2 separate regions of the Homo sapiens genome follow, and region 1 is linked to region 2. The links are chromatin loops, found by intact Hi-C in ENCODE. Cell type or tissue: breast epithelium. All regions are shown on one strand.

What was found. A loop is a pair of places that touch in the nucleus more often than their neighbours do. Peaks named below come from ENCODE experiments on the same cell type or tissue, not always from the same donor. Only the 100,000 strongest peaks of a DNase experiment are listed, where the experiment ranks them.
Region 1: it touches region 2 in a loop (10-fold over the local background); 1 of 110 quality-filtered maps calls a loop at or near these places.

Annotation. Positions count from the first base shown.
Region 1 is chr2:237,587,471-237,592,470 of GRCh38, reverse strand. It overlaps RAB17 (RAB17, member RAS oncogene family), which reads left to right and starts at 1,737. Exons shown (of 6, transcript NM_022449.4): 1 at 1,737-2,004. It overlaps RAB17-DT (RAB17 divergent transcript), which reads right to left and starts at 1,311. Exons shown (of 3, transcript NR_187201.1): 1 at 1,204-1,311; 2 at 440-599. In breast epithelium, no CTCF peak of the experiment used is centred here; DNase peaks (open chromatin) are centred at 784, 1,340, 1,610 and 2,010; H3K4me3 peaks cover 2,576 bases; H3K27ac peaks cover 2,547 bases.
Region 2 is chr2:238,114,829-238,119,828 of GRCh38, reverse strand. ESPNL (espin like) reads right to left here. Exons shown (of 9, transcript NM_194312.4): 5 at 2,795-2,926. Among named protein-coding and RNA genes, the nearest start is that of ESPNL, 17 kb to the right of the region's middle. In breast epithelium, no CTCF peak of the experiment used is centred here; no DNase peak of the experiment used is centred here; H3K27me3 peaks cover 1,850 bases.

The DNA of each region.
Region 1 (5,000 bases), 530 kb after region 2:
GTCTTTGAGGGGTTTTCGCCTTCTAGGGAGTCGGGACCCTCTCTAACATGAGCGATGGGCTGTGACATAATCACAGTTGAGCTTAGCTGATTCCAAAACTCCCTTCTCCACACAAGGCCTGGCTTTCAAACCTGTTGTCTGACTGTAGGTACAAACCTCCCATTTTGGGTGTAAAAAGCTGGTTCTTAACCATTTTGTCTTTTTAATTTTTTTTTTTTTTTTTTTTTACTTTTTGAGATAGTTTCACTCTGTTGCCCAGGCTGGCATGCAGTGGCATGATCTCAGCTCACTGCAACCTCTGCCTCCCAGGTTCAAGCAATTCTCCTGCCTCAGCTAGGATTATAGGTGCATGCCACCACACCTGGCTAATTTTTTTTTTTGTATTTTTCATAGAGATGAGGTTTCTCCATGTTGGTCAGGCTGGTCTCGAACTCCTGACCTCAAGTGATCCGCCCAGCTCGCCTTCCAAAGTGCTGGGATTCCAGGCTCGAGCCACCGCGCTGGCCTCTTTTTGCATTCTTGCTATAAAATTGGTATTTGTATCTTCCTCCCATTCTGCGCTCCCCCAACCCTGCAGGAAGGTGGATTCTTCAAGGGAACTGGAGAGAAGAGAAGCACATTCATGTATTTCCACATTCAGCCTCCATCTCACGAGTTACACCATTCCCAGCACGTCACCACCCCCAGACCTTTGGTTACCAGCCTGGGGGCAGAGGATAAGGACGTCATTCAAAAATAGAGAGATTCTCAAGCCTCCAGAGTGCGGGGGCCCAGCCGAGCATGCTGGCGGCTTCCAGGGAGGTGGCCACGCCCCAGGGGAAGTGGTTGCATGGAGGAAGAATCTCAGAGGAGGCTTGGACGTGGTAGAGCAACGCTAGTCCTGTGTTAGGACTGGCTAGTCCGTCCTGCAGGGATGAGGGGCAGAGCCTCAGCAGAAGTCCAGGCCAGTGTCCCCCCTCCAGCATAAGAGCCCCCCACTCCCACAGGGCGGAGGAACCACTGTGGTGGCGGAGCTTATTTCCCAGCAGCCCCGCGGGATGAGACCCAAACGAGAAGTTAGGGTGAGTTTGGAGGACATAAAGTGAGCTGGCTTCCCGTATACTGGCTGTGTGGAGTAATGTTCACGGCAACAGATTTCCATCTCCTCAGCCTCAGGCCCAACCCTGCTACCCCAGCCATACTCAGAGGCTCTGGAAATCTTACCTGGAGGAGACTCTTCTGTTACCACCAAGCCAGGAAGTTTCATGGCTTGGGAAGACCAAGAGGAAGTCCACCTCCCCCTCTCCTGCACCTGGAGTCTCCCATGTGCACGGAGGCCACGCCCCCACCCCGCCCTCAGGTGGCATCAGCCCAGGATCTGACCCTGGACTGGCTCACACTCAGTTGCCTCTGGCCAGTGCAGGGCTCAGCCAGGGATGGCTTCTAGCTGACAGTGGGAGGAATTAATTCATCTGACCGGAATATTCTTTTCTCTTCTGGGCTGTTGGTTTTTCAAGTGCAACAAAGATTCCATACAGCTCCAAGGAAGGAGCCAAGAAAAACATTCTGTGCCAAAGTGAGATCCTGGAAGTGAAACCCCGGAATAAAGCTGAAAAACGGGCTCCAGTTGGGTGCCAGGAAATGCAGGACTGGAATGTGACTTGACTTCCGGCAGCGCGCAGGTGCTCCCGGGTCACCTGCTTTGAGGTCCAGCCTCCTGCCCTGCCTCAGGTGACCACATGACCACTGTGGACTTTGCCCTGAAACCTTCTGGGAGGAGAAGAGGCCTGACCTTGGCGCTGGGGTCCAGTGGGCATTGCTCTGGTCCGAGGCTGCTGCTCTTGACCTCTGCTCTGCGGCTGTTTTCCATTGGAGTAGAGGCTCCTCCTGTCCTGTCCTGCCTGTGGAGGGAAGCAAACCTTCCCCTGGACCAGAGAGAGGAGAAAGCGGAGACAGGTAGCAACGCTGTGGACTGGTGATGACAGGCTCTTCAGCTCCCTGCAAGTGACCGGGCCTGGGGAACAGGTGAGTCATTGTTTAAACCTCTGTGCCCTTTGTGGAGTGTCTGCCTGTGTGTGTGTGTGTCTCTGCTTCTCTGTGTGTGAGTCTCTGTGTGTCTGTGTGTGTGCTCACGTGTTTGTACCCATGTCTGTATTTGTTTGTGTCTGTGCATGTGCCCATGTGTGTATAATCAAAGGACAAAGCTGGGGCGGAGACTTCCTAGTTCAGATTTCTGATGGCTCACTAAGTCGGATTCCCAGAAGGAGATTCTTATTTGCATTTTTCTTCGGGAAAGTTCCGGTTTTAAGGTCTTGAAAAAAAAAAACACAAAAAACTTCTGGTAATGAGAAGAACTCTTAAAGAAATCCATTTCAAATGACATCAACATTCCCAATTTAATACCCAGTGATATCTAGGAAGCTTGTCAGGTTTTCTTGTAAACTCCTTTTTACAATCTACATTGTGTTTTCTGTATCAGATGGCTGTATTCTGAATGCAATGTACAGGTGTACCTCTCGTAATCTCAATATTCTTCACAGGCCCCAGGCAAGGGTGACACAGGATCACAGTTGCCGATAGACTCATCAATCAGACCCTTCCCTGGAATGGCCCCTTCCCCGCAAAAAAGACTAATGTGGGATTTGCTCTCCGTTTTTTTTCCCTTTAGTGGAAGGGAGGTGCAAGAGATTAAAAAGCCCCAAGTTAAGATTACTAGAGAAGCGCCAGTCTTGAATATGGTGTTCCTGAAAACATCTTTGTCTTCAACAACCTAATAACATCTTTCACTACTAATAACCCCATCTTGATTAAATTCTGGAGGTGGGGGTCAGGTGCCACACTTTTAATTTTCTCTTTGGACAGAAGGCTCCAACCTCTCATTATTGAAAGCTTACAACACTCAATCACACAAAAAGTTATATAAGAAAATGTTTACTGCAGTCTTATTACAGAGAAAAAATTAAAACTAAGTAAAAATCCAGTATTAGGAAAATGGTTCAGCAAGTTGAGATAGTTGTAGAAATGTTATATGTCCATTAAACATGATTTTGAAGCAATGTGTGAGACTGCCTTTGGTATTAAGTATTTCTTACCCATCGGATAATAATTTTATGTTAAAACTATGGGTTTTGGTTTGTTTTTAGGAGTCATAGAAAAAAACTAGAAGTAGGCAAAAATACCATTTGTGGTTGTATTACGGGGGTGGAGTTATGGGTAGCTGCTTCTTTTATATTGACACTTGTATGTTTATAGTAAAATAACCTTTTTTTTTGGAGACAGATTCTCGCTCTGTCACCCAGGCTGGAGTGCAATGGTGGGATTTTGGCTCGCTGAAACCTCTGCCTCCTGGGTTCAAGCGATTTTCCTGCCTCAGCCTCCCGAGTAGCTGGGATTACAAGCGTGTGCCACCACACCCAGCTAATTTTTGTATTTTTAGTAGAGATGGGGTTTCACCGTGTTGGACAGGCTGGTCTCCAACTCCTGACCTCAAGTGATCCACCTGCCTCGTCTTCTCAAAGTGCCTTTACAGGCATGAGCCACTGCGCCCAGCCCAAAAATAAAATAACTTCATTAAACAAAGAGACATATCATTGTCAAAGGAATGAGACGCCGGCATCCCAGTGGTCATGGTGCATTCCTTCAGAGTCCACCTGTTTCAGTTAATTCAGACATGTTTCGGGCTACAGATTTTTTGACTTAGGAAAGGTTTTATTAACCTATGCAAATAAATAGCAAAGAGAACTTGAAGGGGTATCTCTGTTTATTTTAAATTATTTTTTATTTCAATAGATTTTAGGGGAACAGGTGGTATTTGGTTACAGGGATATGTTCTTTAGTGATTTCTGAGATTTTGTTGCACCCCATACCAGAGCGGTGTACACTGTAGCCATTGAGTAGTCTTTTTTCCCTCACCCCGCCCCCGCTACCCTTTCCCCTTCCACCAAAGGGTGGAAAGTCTGGGCCGTGCCTTGACCTCTGAGAGCCTGTCCCCAGCTGACTTGAGCGGATCATCTGCTGGACTAAGTTCCCACCCCAGGCACTCTCACTGTGCCTCAGATGCTGTCTTAGTCTGTTTGTGCTGCTTTAACAGAATTCCTGGGACAGAAATGTATAAAGAACAAAGATTTGTTTCTTATGGTTCTGGAGGCTGGGAAGTCCAAGGCCAAGGGGTCTACATCTGTTGAGGGCCTTCTTGCTGTGTCATCCCACAGTGGAAGGTGAAAGGGCAAGAGAACACGCAGGCTTGTGGATGTGCAAGACGCAGCAGTGTTAATCTGTGCTGGGCGTGGATTAACGAGGGCAGAGTCCTCATGACCCAACCCCCTTCCATTAGGCCCCACCTCCTAGCATGGTTGCACTGGGGACTAAGTTTCCAAATCTGCTTTTTGGAAGATCCATGCAAACCATAGCTGGCCCCAAGAAATCATCCTCAATCCAGGTGGATATTTCAAAGCACAGGTGCTGTGTTATGTGCTCTTCATGCTTGGCCTCATTCATTCATTTCTTAGGAATTAGTACTTACTATGTGCTAGACACTGTTCCCAGCTCCAAGGAAAACAGAATTCTAGCAGTGATTCCTAGTCTTGGCTGCATACTGAGATCACCTGGAGAGCTTTTCTTTTTCTTTTTCTTTCTTTTTCTTTTCTTTTTTTTTTTTTTAAGAAACACAGATGGAAAACTTAATGTTATGTTTTTTATCCGTCTCTGAAGCCAGCATCATACTTGATGGTGAAACTTGAGTATTTCCAGCTAAGATGGGGTTCCAGGCATGTTTGGGATAACCACCCGAGTCTACTATGTGGAACCCTTCTTCTCTGATGGGTAGAGAGCCCTAAACCCTCCTGTTCTGGACTCCATGACTCTCAGTCACTTTCTCTCTAGAACGATCTTCTTGGTATCTAGGACTCAGTCCTATTTGTTTTGAGATTGATTCCAAACTTGATTCCCTCCCCTCTTATCCCTGCAGGGCAGACCAGACCAGTCTGTGGCCATGGCTCCTTACTGGCGGCAGTGAGGGCATG
Region 2 (5,000 bases):
ATCAGAGAAGAGGAGGCACAGCAACCCCTTGGGGAGACAAAGGGTTTGGGGGGTGGAGGGCGATGACACCTTCCAGTCCTCAGTCCCCTCACCCGAAAAGAAGGGCCAGGTGATTTCAGAACACCTTCCTGAAGGGATGACCAGTAAAAGAGGTGTGGCAGAAACCGAGCTAGGTTAGAGGGATTTGTCACAGTAACTGCCCCAGGCCTCCCCTCCTCCAGCTCCCCTCCTCCATCCACCTCCTCCATCCACCTCCTCCATCCATTCCTCCTTCATCCACCTCCTCCATCCACCTCCTCCATCTCCCCTCCTCCACCCACCTCCTCCATCCACCTCCTCCATCCACCTCCTCCATCCATTCCTCCTTCATCTAACCTCCTCTCCTCCACCTCCCCTCCTCCATCTACCCTCCTCCATCCACCTCCTCCATCCACCTCCTGCATCCAACTCCTTCATCCACGTCCTTCATCCACCTCCTCCATTCACCCTCCTCCATCCACCTCCTCCATCCAACTCCTTCATCCATTTCTCCTCCATCCACCTCCTCCGTCCAACTCTTTCATCCATTTCTCCTCCATCCATCCTCTTCCATCCACCCTCTTCCTTCCACCCTCCTCCATCCACCCTCCTCCATCCATTCCTCCTCCATCCACCCTCCTCCATCTCCCCTCCTCCATCCATTCCTCCTCCATCCAAGGCCTTCATCCACTTCTCCTCCATCCATCCTCTTCCATCCACTCTCCTCCATTCACCCTCTTCCATCCATCCTCTTCCATTCATTCCTCCTCCATTCACCCTCCTCCATCCACCCTCCTCCATCAATCCTCTTCCATCCACTCCTCCTCCATTAACCCTCCTCCATCCACCCTCCTCCATCAATCCTCTTCCATCCATTCCTCCTCCATTAACCCTCCTCCATCCACCTCCTCCGTCCAACTCTTTCATCCATTTCTCCTCCATCCGTCCTCTTCCATCCACCCTCTTCCTTCCACCCTCCTCCATCCATTCCTCCTCCATCCATTCCTCCTCCATCCACCCTCCTCCATCTCCCCTCCTCCATCCACCCTCCTCCATCCATCCTCCTGCAACCACCCTCCTCCATCCATTCCTCCTCCATCCATTCCTCCTCTATCCACCCTCCTCCATCTCTCCTCCTCCATCCACCCTCCTCCAACCACTCTCCTCCATCCATTCCTCCTCCATCCACCCTCCTCCATCCACCCTCTTCCATCCACCCTTCTCCATCCACCTCCTCCATTCACTCTCCTCCATCCACCTCTTCCATCCATTCCTCCTCCATCCACCCTTCTCCATCCACCCTCCTCCATCTCCCACCATCCACTCTTTTCCATCCACCTCCTCCATTCACTCTCCTCCATCCACCTCTTCCATCCATTCCTCCTCCATCCACCCTCCTCCGTCCACCCTCTTCCATCCACCCTTCTCCATCCACCTCCTCCATCCATTCCTCCTCCATCCATTCCTCCTCCATCCACCTTCTCCACCCACCCTCCTCCATCTACCCTCCTCCATCCATTCCTCCTCCATCCACCCTCCACCATCCATTCCTCCATCCATTCCTCCTCCATCCACCCTCCTCCATCCATCTGCTGCTCCATCTGCCCTCCTCCAACCATCCTCCACCATCCATTCCTCCATCCATTCCTCCTCCATCCACCCTCCTCCATCCATTCCTTCTCCACCCACCCTCCTCCATCCAACTCCTCCATCCACCCTCCTTCATCCATCCTCTTCCATCCATTCCTCCTCCATTCACCCTCCTCCATCCATTCCTCCTCCATTCACCCTCCTCCATCCATTCCTCCTCCATCCACCTTCCTCCATCTATTTCTCCTCTGTCCACCTCCCCTCCATCCACCCTCCTCCTTCCACCCTTCTTCATCCATTCCTCTTCCACCCATCTCTCCTCTGTCCACCCTCCAGAGCTCTCCCCCCTCCATGTATCCCTCTCCTCATTTTTCACTCCTTTGGCCTCCCTGCCCCATTCATTCCTCCTCTGTCTGTTCCCTCCCCATCCATCCCTTCCTCTGCTCACCCTCATGCATCCACCTGCTTTTCTGTCCATTTGCTCATTAGTTCATTCAGCAAACACTTGTTGAGCTCTGTCACGTTCTAAGGGCTGGGGACCAGTGGGATAGACAAGATCCGTGTCCTTACAAATGGGGAAATGAGAGGCTGTGGGGTCCCAGGCTGAGAGACGAGAGCCAGGGCTGGAATCTGCTGCCTTCCGGCTGCTGCAGGGCTGTTGGCCGCCTTGCGATCACCTCTGGGAGGTTCCGTTCCCACTCCTGGGGCTCCTCAGTCTGACATACATCACCCACATCACCCACATCACCCACGAGGAACTCTGGCCACCGAGGCTCTTGAGTCACAGATGTGGTCTCTGTGACCCAGACGAAAGGCATGGCCTGGCCAAGTTCCAGCCACAAGCCCAGGCCGGGCCCTGGCCACAGCCATGGCCCCAGGCCCTGTCACATGCCCTCTGTCCTGACCCCTGTTACAGCCCCTGTCCTTGTCACAGCCCTGGCCCCACCCCTGTCACAGCCCCTGTCCTGGCCCCTGTCACAGCTCCTGTTACAGCCTGGCCCTAGCACTGGCTGCCCTGTGGCGCCTCAGTCCTGCCCAGGCCCTTGCTCCTGGCTCCAATGCCATGTATGAGTTGGACATGGTGAGCTTCCCAGCTGACTATGCTGCAGGTTCAGCAGTGGGGTCCTGGCTGGGGTCTGGGCCCACCCCCCATGCCTCCAGGGCAGCTGGGGACCCTGAGCCTTACCGGCTGGGCCACCTCCCGCAGGTACTGGGCGCAGTCCCGGTGTCCATGGTACTCCGCCAGGTCTGCCGCCGTGTAACCATCTTCATCCCGCAGGGAGGGGTCCACGTGGTGGGAGACTAGGGTCTGGCAGCACTGCAGTGAGGAGGGCACACATGTGACCCACCACGACACAAACCAGGTGCCCATGGGACTGGCCCTGTGCGGGCCGCTCCCCTGCCCCATGGCGCAGGCTGCCCTGATGCCCTTCCCAGCAGGGGCAGGACTTGAATCTGGGCCGTGGGGTGCCAGAGACCTGCCTAGGAGCCCCCGAGCCTCATCCCACAGCCACCCTGTCCTGGCCCAGACAGTACCAGGCACTGCTTATGAAGCAGTGCTGAGCTGACAGGCATCAGGGTGCCCCGTCCAGACCCCTCACAGCTGCCATGGCCCAAGTGTCAAATGCAGAACCAGTTTCCATGTTTGCCACCCTTGGAGGTGTGGATCAATGCACGTGAAGAGACGAGGCTCAGAGAGACAAGCAACCGGCCCCTGCCCCAGGGACTCAGGGCTACTTCCTGCCACAGCCCCACTCTCCGTGGGACCATCCTCCTGGCCCAATGAGGTTCCCCCCTAGTGCCTGGAGCACCAGCTCATGCCTGACCAAGCCGCTCACCACCTTTGCCAGCCACACTGCATGCTCCTACCCAGCCAACTTGGGGCCAGGACCCTCCTGTCTCCTTGTACCTGATGGGCTCTTGTGATGGGAATGGGGAGGAAGAGGGGAGGGAAGGAAGCTGGGGAGGGAGTCCACAGGACTGGAAGGCTAGAGGACATCTTGGCCTGTGAAGGATTCAGTTGGAAGAGGGACGGGGGACCTCAAGAATGAATTCTGTACTTTATTCTGTAAACATTTCTGTGTCTCTTTTGTAGTACCAGGGAAACACAAAAACGAACTCGAGTTAGGCGAACGCTGTGTTCACAAAACTGTGCCTTTGACCCAAATGTATCTCTGAGATAGACCAGCTGGGCCTCAGCATCTTTGGGTGACACTGAATTGAACTAAGTAAGAAGTTGTGAGACCCTTGGCCGGGCGCAGTGGCTCATGCCCGTAATCCCAGCACTTGAGGAGGCCAAGGCGGGTGGATCACCTGAAGTCAGGAGTTCCAGACCAGCCTGACCAACATGGTGAAACCCTGTTTCTACTAAATACAAAAAATTAGCCAGGCGTGGTGGCGGGCGCCTCTAATCCCAGCTACTTAGGAGGCTGAGGCAGGAGAATTGCTTTAAGCCAAGAGGCGGAGGTTGCAGTGAGCCAAGGTGGCACCACTGCACTCCAGCCTGGGCAACAACAGTGAAACTCCACCTCAAACAAGTTGTGAGACCCCAAAGGAATTTTCAGCTCCTCTCTGGACTGCAGTGCCTCACCTATAAAAGGTGCAATTAGTGTTCATTCTCTACAGATAAATACAGGTTCAGCATGCATGTGGAGCGGCGGGTGTGCCATGCCGTGAGTAAATACAACGTGACGCTGTCGTGTGTGGCAGGGGGCCTGGCAGCGAAGTCCAGTGGCCTTGAGCTCATCTGGCTCTGTGACTTGCTGGTCAGAGAACTTGGCCAGCTAACTGGGCCTGTCTGTAAAGTAAGGACACCTGCATTGATCTATGGTCGGCACCACCAGCCTCCCTTGCCCCGGCCCCTACCGACACTCACCTGCGCAGCTAGCAGGTCAGCTTGAGACCTCGAGGGCGAGTGCCTTGTCCTGGGGGAATCCTCTGGAGGGCTTCCTTCCCCTCCCTCCTCTGCCCTGAGTTCCATGGCCTCCAAGGTGGCCACAGCCTGAGGAGGCCACAGCGCCACCAGGGGAAGGTGGACAAAAAGATAGAGCCCTGCTCCCTGGAATCCCTGCAGGTCCGAAAGACCAGTGCCAGAACCGCCGCAAGATCAGCTCCAGAACCGCCACAAGACCAGAGCCAGAACCACCGCAAGACCGGAGCCAGAACCGCCGCAAGACCAGCGCCAGAACCGCAGAGCCACAGGGCTTGTCACTGCCTGAGGATGATGACCCTGCGCCTCTAAGCTGCAGACTGGGGTGTCTGCTCACGCACTGCCTGCCTTCCTGGGTGCCGTGCTGCCCTCCAGAGAGTAAGCAGCTCAGCCCGGGGGCCGCCGGCTCTGGCACAAATATGCAACCCTGGTCGTGGTGCGAAAGCTGCCACCCATAGCGTGG